2 separate regions of the Mus musculus genome follow, and region 2 is linked to region 1. Evidence: chromatin loops called from intact Hi-C (ENCODE). Cell type or tissue: left cerebral cortex. All regions are shown on one strand.

Region 1 (8,000 bases):
CTTGGCAATACTTCTCCCTTACCCCGCACACACAAATTATAACTTAGAGGTTTCTGTTCTTTTCCTTCCTTTTCTGGTAGTTTGTTGTTTCTTTGTCCTCCACTTCTTCCCTTTTAACAATTTCTCTTCTACTTCCTCGGAACTTACACAGTGTACCAACCCTATCTAGGCAGTCCAGAAGCAGAGTTGAAACCCACTCCTTCCTCCTTCCACAAGCTGGCTTGGATTGAGTGAGCTCTTAGATGCCAAGGGCAGTTTCAAGAGCCCTGTATCCACTTGCTCAGTACAACAACCCAAGCAAACGAACGCTGGGACCAGGGCCCTTTGCAAGGGAGTACGTGGAAACACAAACCTAGGAAACAGTGGATATGGCCCAAAGAGCCCAAGATCACACCGTAATGGAGAAGTGCCGCAAATTCGCCCCAACATTACAGCCTCATTCTAGTGAGTAAACAGCCAGGCAGCTCTGGCCTCCCCCACTGCAAAGGCTTGTCCCCAGAAGTCTCCAGAACTGAAAACGGAGAGACTCCTGCGCACACCGTCTTTCCTCTTAACATTCCACGGAAAAGTTGTAGATGAGATAGTTCCAGTGAGAGGATACCCACTGACAAACCAGATCTTAGAAATGCCTTTTAAATCCACCATTTATGATCTACGACCCACACACGTTAAATTCCGTACCCTCACTTCCCTATTAAAACAGAAAAACTTCTACCCTAACCTAAACCAAATCCCCATCCCCAGGCTGCCTTGGGGACCTTTCTAACTCTGATTCCCACTATCAGCCTTTGCTTAGCGCTGGTCTGCGAAGCTGTCTATCCATCCGCAAAGGAAAGGCCCTCGGCGGAGTAGACGGGAAGGGCGGGGATGTGGATGCTTATAGTGACCTGCTCTGCGGCTCCCAGTCCTGGCTGCACAGACACCGCAATCCCTAACCCCGCGGTGCCCCTCCCCAAGCCTACCTAAATCCCACCTCGAGTCCCACGCCCTCAGAAAAAGCGGTGGCTTTGCCTGATCGCCCTCTCTCTCCACTGCGACCCTGAATGGGGCTCTTCTGGGCACCGCCAGCCACATCCTCTCGGTGCACGCCCAACGCCTCGTCCCTCGGGTTGACCCCACGGGCTTCGAGCCTCTCGGGAGTTCTTCCCTAGCCTCGCCAGCTGTTCCCGCAGATCCCTCTCTTGAGGCAGTGATATTGTTCCCGCGCTGCCTCCTCCGGCGTCTCTCAGACGGGTCCGGCCTCCACCCAGCCCGCTGCTGTCCACGTGGCTTGGCTGAGCTATATTGAGCTTGCAGGAAGCCCCAAGCTAGAGGAAAGCCGAGCTGAGGCCGGCAGGAGGGGCGGAGGGGGGCGCCCGAGCGCCAAGGGGCGGGCGCTGGGCGGAGGAAGGGGAGGAACCTAGAGCCGAAGAGCCGTGCTGGGCGCGCCGGAGTCACGGCTGGGACCGGGCGGGCGAAAGCGACTCCTCCCCGGACGCCCCGCCTCTCACTCCCGTTACACCCGGGGGAAGGTGTTCCAGAGGCGGCTCCCATCCTCACCCCGCCTCCCTTTTCTCCGGCGCTAACCTCTGCCGGCGGAGCCCACTATGCCAGACACTTTCGACACTTTGCAAAGACAAAGAGCCCTAAACCGGAGGGAGGAGAGAGGAGGAGGCAGAGAAGGAGCGTGAGGTTTGAGCTGGCTGGGTAAGTATCCTGAACACATCTCCTTAGATACCTCTCTGAACCTCTTCAGTGCCCCCAAAGTCCGGAGTGTCTCTGGCTTTGGTAAGTACGCACCCAGCTGGTCCCTGTCCCGGTGCCCCAGGGACGGCGCCCCCTCGCGAGTTGGGGCTGGAGAAATGTTGCTTGTGTTCTCTGAGTACTGAGGTGATCGTCCCGACCCGGGCACAGAAGGGGTGGGAAAGGGACTAGAAAGGTGTAACAGTAGAAATGGGACCAAAGACCCTAGGCGCCAAGAGGGAGACACAAGGAGAGAGATCTCTGTCTCCGCCACGGTGGTCTTCTACCTGCGGGTCAGGGAGGAGACTCCAGCTCTGGGGCTCCAGGCTCTTTGGCACTTACTGGAGGAGCCTGCCGGAGCTCAGTGAAGAGCCTATGGCAGTTGTAGCAGTGGCTCCCGGAGCGGCCGTGGTGACATTGCGCCCAGCACCGCAGTGGATCCCCGCCCGGGCCGCGGGTAGGAGACTCCATCAGGCGCAGATTGTCCCCACTCTCTAGAGAAGCGGAGGTCTCGGGCTGGGACACTGGGGACGCTTGGAAAGCGTTGGTTTTCCAGACCAGAGGTCTGGACAGTGTCCGGATGGAGTCTCCCGATCAGCTGTGGGCAGGCGCGGACCCGGGAGGAGGCTGTTGGTCCCCGGGACACCTCTAATACCGCCCCGTTTCGGATCTCGGGGAGAAGTTGGAGCTTAGGACAGCACAGCAAAAAGCGGTGTGTCAGAAAGTGGGTAGATGAGGGTGGTCAAAGTGAGCGTGGCGGTGGAAAGTCTAAACTTGGAATCTGCTCCAAACCCGTTAGGCGCCGCAGCTGCCAAGAAATAATGGGACAAAAGTTAGCAAAGTCTGCATCTCTGTAGTGTGACCTGCGCAGGGCATGGTCTGCTGCTTTGATATGTGCACGGGGTGGGCAATGGTGACACCGGACAAAGCGACTTGGTTGGAGTACTATTAGCTCGGGATTCGGACCTTTGCGCAAGCAACTTTCAGCCCTCGTTTTTCTACGCGTGGGTGTTTGAGTGTGACCTTGCGGGAGGCAGCGCGGCTGAACTCGAGAAGGGGATTAAGTCTCCCGGTGCCTGCCTCGTAGTACAGGTAAAGCGTGGGGCCCTTCGCCTTGCTTCACCGTGGAGTCTCAGAAAAGGTGCCCGAACCTCCATCCATCTGCTGGAACCTGGAGTTTCTCCAGCCTTTTGCACAAGGGTCCTAGCCAGCTTCTTCCTCCAGCAGGAATTGGTGGCGCGCTCCATGAGAGACATGTGCGCGCCCAAAAGCGTGCGAGTGGGTGGGAGTTGGGATGGTCAAGCCATCTCGGAAGCTGATTGACTCCCGGAGACACTAGTGACCCTCCCCCACCCCCCACCCCCCAGGACAGGAACAAGCTCGCACAGTTGCTACATCAGGCATTTGCCAGACTTTCTCTGTGTTTAATGGGTAAAGCCTGTCCTCTCCCAGTTTACCACTGTCTCGGGTCCCCACGCTTCCATGGACTTGTGGTGAGATGGAGCGCCCACGCCTTCCTGCTGCAGGTGAGGGGCGCTCCCCAGCAGAAAGACTGCTAGGATCAGGGGACGATCTCTGCCACCGCTTCTGACTTGTAGTTGATGCTAACACTGTGCGCACTAAAAGGGCCTCTAGAAGGCGTCCCGAGTCCGGACGCCCCTTGTCCCTTTCCACGATTGCTACTAAATTAAAATTCATCCAGTGACTTCCAGGAGAGCGCTGAGCACCCACCCTGCTAAACCAGAGTGTGCAGTTCTGGAAACTGCGGGCGGTGTCCCTAGGTTTTCTTTCTTGGATGATGGCCCAGAGCGCCCCCAGGTTTGAAAAAGAGGGATGCATTGCCCCCTGTCGGCTGCTTTGGATAGAGCGGTTAAACTAAGCTGTGAGAAAGGGTGACCAAAGCCACTGGGTTGGGCCCCTGCGCCTCTGCACTTCCCCTTCCTGTCCCAAACACCAAAGCCTAGTCATTTTCTGAACTTTCATGATTGGCTAAAAGAAAGAAAAAAAAAAAACTAAAATTCTCCATCTGTGTCTCCTGTGTGTGCCTAAAATTGGGTGTAAGATGAAGAACTTCGCTTTGAACATATGACTTAGCCTCTGAAAACCACAGCTTCCATATCTGTAAAGCGGAGCCATTCCTACGGACTCCAAAGAGTCCTGAAGAACAGATATTATGTATAACTGTGTGTAGACATATACTGGGCAAACAGGCTCGAAAATATGCTTGTGTATATACATGTACGTGAACAGAAGCCAACTAAAGAATAAAAGGATGGATAGAGGACTTCTTCCCTGTCCTTTCTGACATTTCCTTTCCCTGCCTTTTTCGTTCAGGTCATGCTGGCCAGCAAAGCCACAGCCTGGACTTAGCGGGGCCTTCCCCACACTGGCTTTGACCAGATCTGGGGCTAGAAAACAGGAAGTGTTGCTTGACGTGACCACAGGGGTTTCTTCGGGAGTGTGAGCACCACTCTTTTTGGGCTCTGGAGCAGTGAGCACGAGCTGACTTTTTCTGAGCTATTTGTAGATGGCTCTGAGTTCATTCTTCAGGTGCAGGCTACCAGCACCCTTCCCATGCTCCTCCTGAGGTTGGGGCCTCTGAACAGTTGGCTGTCACTAATGTTACAGGTTCTTGAGTCTTCCTTCCCCTTGGGGAAGTAGTTTGTGGATGGGCCTAAAAGAAAAGGATGTCCCGGATCCTCAGTGTGAGTTTGTGACAAGTAAATGTCCCTCTCTCCTCCTACCAAGCAGCCTGTCTTGTCGGAACTCTATTCTATAAACAAGGGTCAGGCAGACCTCTCCAGGAAGGAGCCTCCAGATGTGTGCCTTTGATACCTACCCCTATCAATTTTACCTGGCTGGAATTGCTGACTCAAGGGGTCTGTGTTTGGACAGAGCTTTACTTTGTAGAAGCTGAACCTTAGCTTTCATCCTAAGCCATTCCCGGTCTCCATAAAGCAAACAAAACAGAAAAAATGTAATGTCTACCAGTCAGCTTGTCTTTGTACAATGGTCTCTTCTCCAGAGGTATTTCCCAAGGTCCCCAGTAAATACTCGAGATCCTAGCTAATATGGGGTGCTATGACAAAGTCCAGATTTTATATTGAGCAAAGTTAAAAGGTTAATGATAACTAGCAATGAAACAGAGCAATTATAACAACAATCAGCAATACAAGTTGCTTCAAAACTTATCAGTTTAAAAGTTCTAGAACTTTCTACGTAGTATTCTTTGAACTTCAGCTGATTGTAAGTTAATGAAAATGGGGAAGTGAAACAACTGGCAGGGGGTACTTCTAGAGTGATTACTTCCCAGTGACTGCTTTGTGCACGGAGAGGTGGCCTGGTTAGCGTGAATTCTAGAATCAGACTCTCAGGCCCTTTTGGATCAGTTGCATGACCCACATGGAAACTGCATTCCTCATCACTGGCTTGAGAACCCGAGAGCATGTCTGTTCTAATTCGGTCAGAAGAACATAGACATGAGCCCCATCAGAGCCTGTCTTTGAGTCTCAGTGCCAAGGCTCAATTGCTTTGCAACGTGCCACCCAAGCTATTCTGGGTCCTGGGTCTCTGTTTCATTCTCTGCAAAATAAGAAGCTGTGGCTCTCTGCTGGTAGGCACCTGGCATACAGCAAAACCTCTTCGTAAAGACAGTACCCACCTCCTTTAGGTTTGCTCGGATTCTGCCTCAGAACTAGTCCACTTGGGGAGACTGGAGTGCTACCCCAGGCTCCTCCCCTCTCACTGACAGAGTGACTTCCTGTCTTTCACTAGGTCAAGTTTTTGCCAGCAGTTCTCAATACTGGGTTTGAGAGATGAGGTCTGACTCCTGACTGTGCATTTATAGTAGTGTCTAAGAGGCTTCTGTGAGTAGATGTAAAGAGACCAGTGTGACCTCCTTGTCTACATGCTAAAAGTGATCTTAGACATTATTCTATTCAATTCCTTAGCTTTAATGCAAAACTATTAGCCCTGGGGAACAACACCAAAATGATATGTTAACACTTTTCTGCTCTTCATCTCCAAAACCACTCATTTTTATTCACTCAGGTCTTGATGTGCTTAATGGATAACCAACATCGCACATCACTGGGAAGTCTGGAATTCACCACTTCTTTGGTTACTTTGGTGGTCAGGGTTGTATTTCAGTGATTCCATCTGAGCTAGTGTTTATGGGAACTTTGTTTGGTTCCAGATACCTCACAGGATTCTGGAGGTACTGGAGTAGAAAAGCTGGCTGTCCCGGAGGTCTTAGTATTCTGGGGGAGGTACCTGGGATGATGGCAAGTCATGCCGTGTGTGGTATTTATCAGAACCAAAGCCACTTGTGCTGAAAGATGGAGAGAACCCTCATCTTTGAAGGGTCCACAGAAGGAAACCTGGGGATTCTAAGCCTCAGGGACGTAGGGTTTCTGCTGTCAGTCTGCAGTAAAACAGATGTGTTTTCTTGGGTGATGTCATGCAGATATCAAAAGTGTTGTACACCCTGCGTATGCAAGAGAAATAGAGCCACTGAGACACCAGGCTGTTGTCAGCTTCTGCACAAAGAGGTGAGGCAGCTGGAGGTGGTAGGAACTAGATGCTTTGGCCTCCTATTCCTGCAGTGTGCCCTTTTTCTCTGGCCAGTTTACACACTAGGGTAAGATCCTCACTACAAACTTCTGACTGTATGACCCCAGACCTCAGTGTGAGTGTATGAAGCCAGGAGGCTGCATTGGATTCTCTTGGAAGATGCAGCTTAATACTTTATTTTGAATATTTGACTTGCCCCTCTACATACACCTCCCATTCAGATTTGAACAGCAGATCGGGGAGGGTGGAGTTAAGGAAACAGCAGGCAGAGGTGAGGTAAGGGTGCTGGCGTTCAGTGGGACTGTGTGAACAGCTCAGCTTTTGGACCTCTGTGCAAAGTCTTGGTAGGATGCATGGGCCTCTCCACTGGCTTGTAAACATATGGAGAAGATGAAAGGACAGGTTCGTTGAAGCTTCAGACCTCCAAGTTCCAGTTGAATTAAGTCTGTTTGCCAGAGAAATTGATTGTTTTGTGGCACGAGTCTCTTCTAGTCTCTTCCAAATGGTGGAATGGAGTCCAAAAGTTCTGGAAAGCTCAGAGGAAAACTGTCAATAGGCAGCTGACTTTAAGGTAAAATGGCATATTAACCTCTCAGAAAGCTCCCCATGCTGCCCCCAGGGGAGCCTGCATTTTTTGTTCCTTTGGGTTGTATAAAACCGTTAAAATCCCCTTCTTCCCTATGGGAGAATGAGAGTGAAAAATTACCAAGTTCTCAGAACAGGGACTGAGAAGTGACCCCAAAAGCACTGTGACTGGGAACAAGCCTGGTACCAAAACACTCTAAGCTGACTGGGCAAAGAAGGAGAACTTCAATCAAGTTTAAGATGCCCAGAACGGATTGAGACTAGCTACTGTGATCCTGGTGAGGCTCTGCCATTTTCCTCTTCAACCCTCTAAGTCCCAAGTAGGAGGCAGCAGTGTAAAAGGCTCACCCTGCTTCTGCCTCCTAGGAGGAGCCTAGGAGACAGAGGTTTATGTAAGCATGCCTTATTTGCCTTCCTGAGAAGGATTTCAGTGGCCTCTACTTTTTACCAAGGGTTTAGTGTATGCACCAATATGTGTATTTGAAACATTTTGAGTTTAAACAGAAAATTCAAGTTGAATAAAGGACTTACCCCTCCTACACAGGTTGGGGCAGGGCTTGGGTAAATCAGCAGGAAATGATGCAGTGCCTTCTTTACCTCTGGAAAACAGCCACAGGAAGAGGCTGGGATCCAGGATTGCATGGCAGTCCAGATGTGCAGAGGCCCTGGAGAGAGACCATGGGGACTGGGAGAAGAAGGACCAACTGGAGCACTTCCGCCCTAATCCAACCTGCTATACACAACCTCGGGCTTCTGGAAATACAGCCACCCAGCATCCAGGGATATGGCTGGGGCTCTGGACAGGGAAGCTGGAGGGATTCTTCAGGGTAACCTCCTGGGGAGGACATTGGGAGGAGTCAGGTGTAGAGGGCACCCTGGGTAGACTGGTGATGTCCAATCCACACTTGTTATCTACTCTGATACTGCCGCAGCCTGAGGCTGCAGTATGTCAGTCCAAAGATTACCCTACCTTCAGTCAAAAGAGAGAATGGATCCTGTCGGTGGGGGACTACAGAGTTCTTAGAAGTACCGGTTTAACCCATTGTACCCAATTGCCCCTACGTGCGCCAAAGATAAAATGGTAGCAAGGTCCTTTATTAACTTTCTGTTGACACACTAAA
Region 2 (8,000 bases), 710 kb before region 1:
TCAGTACTACCAGCTAGGAACCAAGTGTTTAAAATACAGGTAGGTGTCTGTGAAGGGATATTTTACATTCAGACCAGTACATTACTCAAAAGATGATCTTAGCTGCCAGGCACTGGGAAACATAGACTGTCCTCACCTAAGTGAGCCTCAGTGGGTTGTGCAGCCTGGGCACCTTAAGGATGCTGACACCAGACTGCAACAGTATGAATGTCTGGAAGGACAGCCTGAATAAGCACATCGTGAATTTATGATCCACAAAATTCGGATGAAATTTAAAACCCCAGTGATCTGGAAAAATGGCTAGGAGCGATAGTAAGTGGGATAAAATCAATTGGTGATTTTTCCTAGAATCAATTATTCTGTCAGTTACTGCTAAAGGGCCATTTTTTAATTCAGTCCATCTTAATTTATTACATGGACATTGCAGGTTACTCTCGCAGCTAGCTGGATCCCTCTTACTGCCAAATCCTCAAAATCATTTTCGAATTACATCTTATCATACTATTTCCCCAAAGGGCTACAGGGAGAGAGAATCCATTTCTTATTAATCTCTAACTAATAGTCTAGGGGCTACAGTGCCAGCTTCTTCTGAAGAAATGGCCTTTTGTCCTTCATTTTGCTAAGTACCAGTTGTAGATCCCATCAGTAAACACCACAGATTCCAGAAGCGCCTCTTTCCCTTTTCTCTGATCACACTGTCTTTATGTTGTCACATCTAATTTATGTCATTTTCTCAATTGAGGGAGGTGCCTTTAAAATGGCCTTTTTGAAGGGCAACTATCATAAACAGACCGTTAACCAGCCCCTGGTCCCCTTCCACCCCCACTGTATCTGCTAACCAAGGACTCAGAAGCTGGCCTCCCGGGTCTGAATGAATTGTCTTTATAATGTGTATCTGGCTATCTTTTGACAGGGTTAGCACATGAAAGTGACCTCAAATTATGCTTCTTCTTTGTAAATTAGCTGGGAAGATGTATGAAGGAAATAAAAGAGGATAGGGCTCTCCAGATCTGTTAGGGATGTGTGCTACAATAATAAATCTGAGTTTTAAAATAGCTGGTGGGCTTGAATCTCTAAAGAATCTCAAGGGGAAAATATTCATCGGTTGGAAGAGAAACTTGTGTATTATCTGGAGCAAACAAATATCACTTCCTCTCATGCGGCTCACATGCAAAAAGTCAGGCTTCTGTAGAGGTATACCTTATAGTCAGTAAGCAGAGTTAAGAACCTACTATGTACTTGGCTTTGTGATAAGGGTTGGGAGGAGTGGTTTAATCTAGAAGATGTGGGGCTGGAAAGATGGCTCAGTGGTTAAGAGCACTGTTGCTCTTGGAGAGGGCTAGGATTCAATTCCCAGCATCCACATGGTGATTCACAGTAATCTATAACTCCAGTTCCAGGAGTCCCAGTGCTCTGTTTTGCCCTATCCAAGTACCAGACATGTACATGGAGCACATGCATATACACAGCACCCCCCCCAAAAAAACCAACAAACAAACAAACAAAAACAAAAACAACCCCCCACCCCCACCTCACACACAGAACACAGGACAAATAAATCTGAATTTTAAAAAACGATAAAAGTTGTTTTTTCTTGGCTTCAACAAATAACCCATGTACCTGAGGATACACACACCGACATGGGGGTACTTCTTTACATTCTTCTTTTATCCCTCCTTTCCTACCTCAGATGTCCACCTTCCAGCTCCAGTCCTAGTCCTAGTCTTAGACCCAACCCCAGCCCCAGCCCCAGCCCCAGCCCCAGCCCCAGCCCCAGCCCCAGCCCCAGCCCCAGCCCCAGCCCCAGCCCCAGCCCCAGCCCCAGCCCCAGCCCCAGCCCCATTCTAGCCTTATCCCCAGCCTCAATTGCAGGGACAAAGAAATCAAGTTCAAAGCTGGATGACCTTAGATGAATTATTCATTCTTATATACTGTCTGTAGCAGTCAAATGGCATATCTAGCAGATAAACGCATATCGTTCCTGATGGTAATTTGAAGACCAGTCTCCACATGTTAGATCTAATATGTGACTAGGAATAAATAGTAAAACCCCATAAAAGCTAGTTTCAACCTCATTTTCCTCCTCTGTCCTGCCTTTTTCTCTGTGAAGGTCATAGGGCTGAGTGCCTGTGTTCAGTTCCATCTCATCTCATACAATAGAGAAGGCTATTGTCTACAAGTCAGCGACCTTGCTCCCAAGGGGCTGATAAAAGTATTGATCTCATGGAAGGCTGTAGGGATCTATGAATTCATGCATGTAAAATCACCTTAACAGGGCCCCAGCATTTGATCACACTATGGCTTTCCTTTCATTCACATATATTACAAGCATAATTAGCATTCCTCATTTATGTGTCTCATTTATACTATTCATTACTGCTATTATTACAAACAAATAGGTTCTGTAGGAGGAGGGTGCATGAACGTGGGACCTGATTTAGTTTTTCTTCAGCTAGATTACAGCCCTGCTTATGGTGTTTCTTGTTATAAGTGGAGAAGTGAGAAGAATTAACAAGGTATTTCAGAGTGGACAGGTTGTCACTTTGTGTTCAGTTTGCTTAAATATCAGTAAATACCCACTCTAAAGCGTTTTCTAGGGAGGAGGAGGCTGCGGTGGAATCTGATGCCTCTGGACCACACAGAGCACCATTCTTCAGGCTTTCATGGTCAGGTTCTGCCTACCATCCCAACTCTCCACACTGACATTTCTTCTTGACCCAGGGGTCAGGTCTGAGCCAAGGAAGGCAGAGCACTTGAAGGAGGAAAGAGAAGAGGCATACTTCCCTTATCACACCACATTTTTGGTTATCACCTGTCCAAGGGGAGTGAGCCACAATGTTAGCCACACTTGCAAAATTTTATTTCCAATATCCATGTTTAAAAAAAAAAACAAGTGAGAGGCAGCAGTAAAATTAACTTTACTAACCCATTTTATTAAACCCAGTATGCAAAAATGTTATCAAATCAGCTTATAGACAGAATAAATGTTACTGAGTTATTTTATGGTCTTGCTTCTGTATTAGTTTTGAAATCTGTGTTTGTTTTACAAATCTTAGTGGGAGCAAATCTTAGTGGGAGTTCAGTTTTTAAATGGTCAGAATATTGGTCTGGCTACTGTTCTGGAAAGTGTAGCTTTGGAGGTAGTCAGAGCAGGAGGTTCAAACCAAAGTTCTAACTGGTAGTTGGGGGTCTCAAGCAAGTGGTTTATTCTCTGAGCCTGCCTTAGTTTCCTCATTTATACACTGAAAATAATCCCATGCAGGTATTAAGAAACATGGAAATAGTAAGGCACTGTGCACAGAACCTGGCGTGTGGCAGGTGCCTAGTGAATGCTCATCTGACCCTCTTCTAGCTTTCCTGTACAACTTTCAGAGGCGGTTACAGTTACAGTTCACAGGATACGCAGCATATAGGGGATGGTGCTTTTGCTCCATATTTCATCTTCTGATCAGCATTTCTTCTTCTCTCACATCTATATCAGCAGAAGCAAGCAGGGAAACAAAGAAGCACATGTACAAACAGAAAGTAACAAACAGCATGCATGTTTCTGATAGAGCAATGGGTGGTCATGAAAGGTAAGAGAACTTTTCACAGGGACTGGGCCTCCAGTCCTATACCTTCTTGCCTTTGGCATTTCTACTTTCTGCCTCCTGTTCCGAATAAGATGTAGAAGCTCCTTTACAGCACACACGAACTGCCATGCTCTCCTTCACACTTGTGGTATGAGTACTGTGTGTCCCTCAGAAATGTGCGCCTTGTGTTTATGGTTGTAGGTTTCCTATCTGTCAAGGATAGTGTTTTACACATACTTTAAATGCTCCAGAGATGAGCACTAAATGAAATTGCTCATCCCCGGAGTTGTTCTTAAGGATGTATGTCACTAATCACTGTCCTTTCGTTTCTAGAACCATGGACAAATTATTCTACCTTCACCTGCCATTTTGTATGTATAACATTACATCTGAACTGCTTCCATTACTGAGGGGGTTCTTAAAGGTACCAGTAAATGCTCCTATGATCCTCCTCTAGTCTTCCTGTGTAGCCCTCAATGTCCCTGACAGGATAGACCAGGTTTATGGGAAGAATAGAATCTTATTAAAGGCATTTGCATAAATTAGTGTCATACAACACCTAGGCCCAGTTCTGGGACTCATGAGAGAAAGGTAGGAGGAAGGGAAGGGAAGACAAAGGCTGCTAAAATGTGCTTCTCCCCATCTCTAATTTTGTCAAGATCCAGCCTCCATATATATCCCTGTTAGCACTTCTGAGTGGAAGCCTGCCTTCCAGATGGCTGGGGAAAGGCTTATAAGACAGCCACAAATAATTCTTGAAAAAATTTCTCATTAAAAGTGAATGAAAGCATCAATTTTCAACATACCCATTTCAAACTCTAAGAATTTTTAAAGGAAATTAGATGTATGTGATCTGAAGCATACCAGAAGACATTGAAAACTCTGAAACTAGCTCCTCATCCACCCACACGTTGATGATGTGTTCTCTCCCCGTGTGAGCATGGCTTGGGTATTGTAGAGGTCATGTCTCATGAAGGAGGATCTCCATGACCACATAGAGATAGGATTTCTATGGCACTTGTAATGGTAATGGTATCCATACGCAGGGACATTCTAAGGGATAATCTTATTACGACTAAAAAGTGTATCAAAGTGCTTTTTTTTTCTGGATAATATTATAAATCATGGCACAGAGCTTCTTTCCTACCTCAGACCATTTATGTTCCCAGATGAAAGACACACACAGCCTTACAGTTTTAAATATGCCTTAAACAGCACAATAGCTGGGCAGCTGCCTGCCCTCCATGCTGTAGGAATCTACTTTCCGATCGATAACCCCAACTCATCACTTACTATTGACTATGTTCCATCTGGGCTGCACTTAACTCCAACTGAGCAGCCCTCTGGGCCACTTTCTCTTGGCCCTTAGTCTATGGTGGCTCTCCTTTTTCCTCCTGCTCATTCTGCCTTTATCCCATGGTGGTTCTCCTCCCTCTCCTAGTGGTCCTCTTTTCCTCAAGCCCAGGAAATGTCAATCCCGCCTATGTCTCTTCTGCCCAGCTATTGGGTTTCGTCATCTTTATTCACCAATCAGAATTAACTTGGAGGCAGCAACCCAGAGGCTATACACAAACTGCAGGTCTTGGGGGTCACACAATAGACAGTAAAAGACAAAACCTCAACATGAGACTTTTAGGACTGGCTACTCCACAGGTCTAAAAAATTCCCTTGTGCTTTTTTAGCCACTCAATGGATCTGGTATTAAGTCAGAGTGATGCTTTGAGGGGCTGCTGAGGTAACAAAGCCCTAACCTCATGGTAAGGCCCATGCAGAGATCCCGTTCTGTTTTCCCTCCACACTGTCTTCCTCTTGCTCTACACATCCTGCTAGAACAATGTCCCTATGAGTCTACCTCTGATGTCTCTTGTGCATTTTCTTCTACTCTTCTCTAGCTCACTTCCTCACTCCATTGTGGGTAATCTCAAAAGAGCCTCTTAGCCCATCTCTCTTCCTTATTGTCCTCTAATTTGCTCTCTGCCCTGTTAGAAAACTGACTTTATAAAATGCACAGATGCTTTTGAGCTTTAATATGCATAAACAAATGGTCATTTGTTTATGCATATAAAATGACAACAAGCCCAGTGAGTTAAGCCAACACATATTTGTTGCCTCACAATTTTTGTGAACTTAATATCTTATCTCAGCACAGGAGCTGGGCGTGGTGGCACACGCCTTTAATCCCAGCACTCGGGAGGCAGAGGCAGGCAGATTTCTGAGTTTGAGACCAGCCTGGACTGCAAAGTGAGTTCCAGGACAGCCAGGGCTATACAGAGAAACCCTGCCTTGAAAAACCATATATATGTGTGTGTGTATATATATATATATATATATATCGGATATCTCAGCACAGACCTGCTGGAGACCTTCTATATCATGGTCTCTCGAAGCTGTAATTGGTTTGGCTAGGACTAGGATTTTGATTGAAGAGAATTTGTGTAACATGTAATCTTGAAGACGAACCCAAAGAAATTAGGAATGATTTCTTAGTAACTCTATATATCAAACTCAACATTTCATATTATTTCTTGCCTGGTCTGCTCCATACATGATCCCTGGAACTCCAGGCCCAATTAAATTCCTGATGGACTCCTAACATGCTGGGGTATTGAGTCTAGCAGCAGCTTTATCAATGACCTTCTCACTCACTACATTGTCTTTCCTTCTTTCCCCCAGGAATCAACTGTGTAATCAAATCACATTATTTTGTGAATCCTTTATTCCCCCCTGGATAGCAGAGTATTTGTACCTCATCAACGTATGAACTATGGCCCTACAGGATCCTCCTTCCTCCTTGTTAATATATATGTCTTTTTCTACTAGAACAGAGTCTGTGTCTTTTTTTTTCCCATGTCAGTTGTCAATCTAAATAAATGACACCTATATGTGCTTAGTTGTGGTTCTGTAAAGAATAAATCATGGTGAAAACTATTTTTCTCTGTAGAATATAAGTGCTATTGTCAGGGAAGGTAACCAAAGTAAAACTCAGAGAAATTGCAATTATTCTCACACCATGTCTAATCCATGTCACAAATGCTGACCCTGAACTTTTGTTTCATTTAGACACCCTTGGGGGACAGTATTGGGGTTTTTGTGAGGGGAGAATAGACAGCTATTCTCTAGATCATTTTGGTCAGATTTAAAAAGAACAAGAGAACTCTCAGAAAACTCAAGGTCCAATGCTTGGTTGGTCAGTGAGCTGCCTGCTTATTTGGAGTAAGGAGTACATGACATCATGTCCCAAGAAGCCCACATCTGTACCATCTGGAGGGGCTGATGGGGCAGACACTACTCATACATGGCCACCAGTATTTCCTCTGAATGGTCCAATTATTCCACAGCTCCTCTGTTGAGTGGAAACAAGTAATAAACAGGGATGAGGGGAAGGAAAAGGCTCTTCAGCTAGTTAGCATGCTGTGTGGTCCCCAGGAACAGGGCAGCGATTCATGAGTCTTCCCAACCATATGTTAATAGAACTCTGTAATCAATTTAAGAAAGGAGCAATCTCATGAATGCTTAACTTAAAGTAGCTTCATAGTTTTAGAGCACAGAGAGGCCCCCTTTTCCTGTGTTAAATGCCATTGATTTTTTTTATTATTTTATTTAAAAATTTATTTGTTCTATTTTTATCTCTAGAAAATCACATAGCAACTATACTACCAGAATGCATTATAGACAAACTAAAAAGCATATTATATAAACCTTAGTGGATCTGTCTTTATTAGCTAATTCTACCCATTAGTCCTCACATTAGTATGCATCTACTTTTATTCCACTCTTGTTATTTCAATATTTGTATAATTCTATGCTAGACTACTTTAGAGCTTAGGATTTTCTGGGTAGGTTTGACAATAAACCCAGCATGGCAATATATTCAGACATATGTTATAGTATATGGCAGGACTTTGTAACACTAACAAGGAAGCTTGGCTCTTCTCTCTAGGATGGAAAAGACTGAGTAGAAGAGCTAACATGAGTGGGAAGCCTAGTCCTCAAAATTTCTGCCATTTGTTGACTTGTAGAGCATGCTATATACCTTTGCTCCTAGATTCTTTTGTTTCCCCGACCAAAAGTAACACTGGGACAAAAGGATTTATTTCAGTTTACTGGTTATAGCTCATTATTGAGGGAAGTCAGGGTGGAGACTCAAGCAGGAACTTGAAGCAGAAACCTCAGAGGAACTTTAATTGTTGGCTTGCTCACAGACTCAGGCTTAGATTTTTAAAAATAATACAGCCCAGGACCACCTGACCAGGGAATGGTGCTATTTGTTGTGGGAGAGCCTCCTACATTAATTAATAAATAAGATACTCATGGACTCAGCCTCAGACCAATGTGAACTGGACAATCCCCAAACTGAGATTCTCTTCTTAGGCAAGGTAGCAGTTAAAGCTAGCAAGGACATCTCCCATGCATTGTTTCAGTTAATCA

What was found. Hi-C counts contacts between places; a loop is a spot of excess contacts. Peaks named below come from ENCODE experiments on the same cell type or tissue, not always from the same donor. Only the 100,000 strongest peaks of a DNase experiment are listed, where the experiment ranks them.
Region 2: it touches region 1 in a loop (2.8-fold over the local background); 2 of 42 quality-filtered maps call a loop at or near these places.

Annotation. Positions count from the first base shown.
Region 1 is chr15:67,170,318-67,178,317 of GRCm38, reverse strand. St3gal1 (ST3 beta-galactoside alpha-2,3-sialyltransferase 1) reads left to right here and starts at 1,436. Exons shown (of 9, transcript NM_009177.4): 1 at 1,436-1,686. It overlaps Gm31400 (a long non-coding RNA gene), which reads right to left. Exons shown (of 2, transcript XR_384162.3): 1 at 7,411-8,000; 2 at 6,437-6,820. In left cerebral cortex, CTCF peaks have their summits at 1,312 and 3,567; DNase peaks (open chromatin) are centred at 2,405, 2,942, 3,531, 4,104 and 3 more places; H3K4me3 peaks cover 4,213 bases; H3K27ac peaks cover 3,497 bases.
Region 2 is chr15:67,884,995-67,892,994 of GRCm38, reverse strand. No RefSeq gene overlaps it. Among named protein-coding and RNA genes, the nearest start is that of Zfat, 370 kb to the left of the region's middle. In left cerebral cortex, no CTCF peak of the experiment used is centred here; DNase peaks (open chromatin) are centred at 3,879 and 4,255; H3K27ac peaks cover 1,018 bases.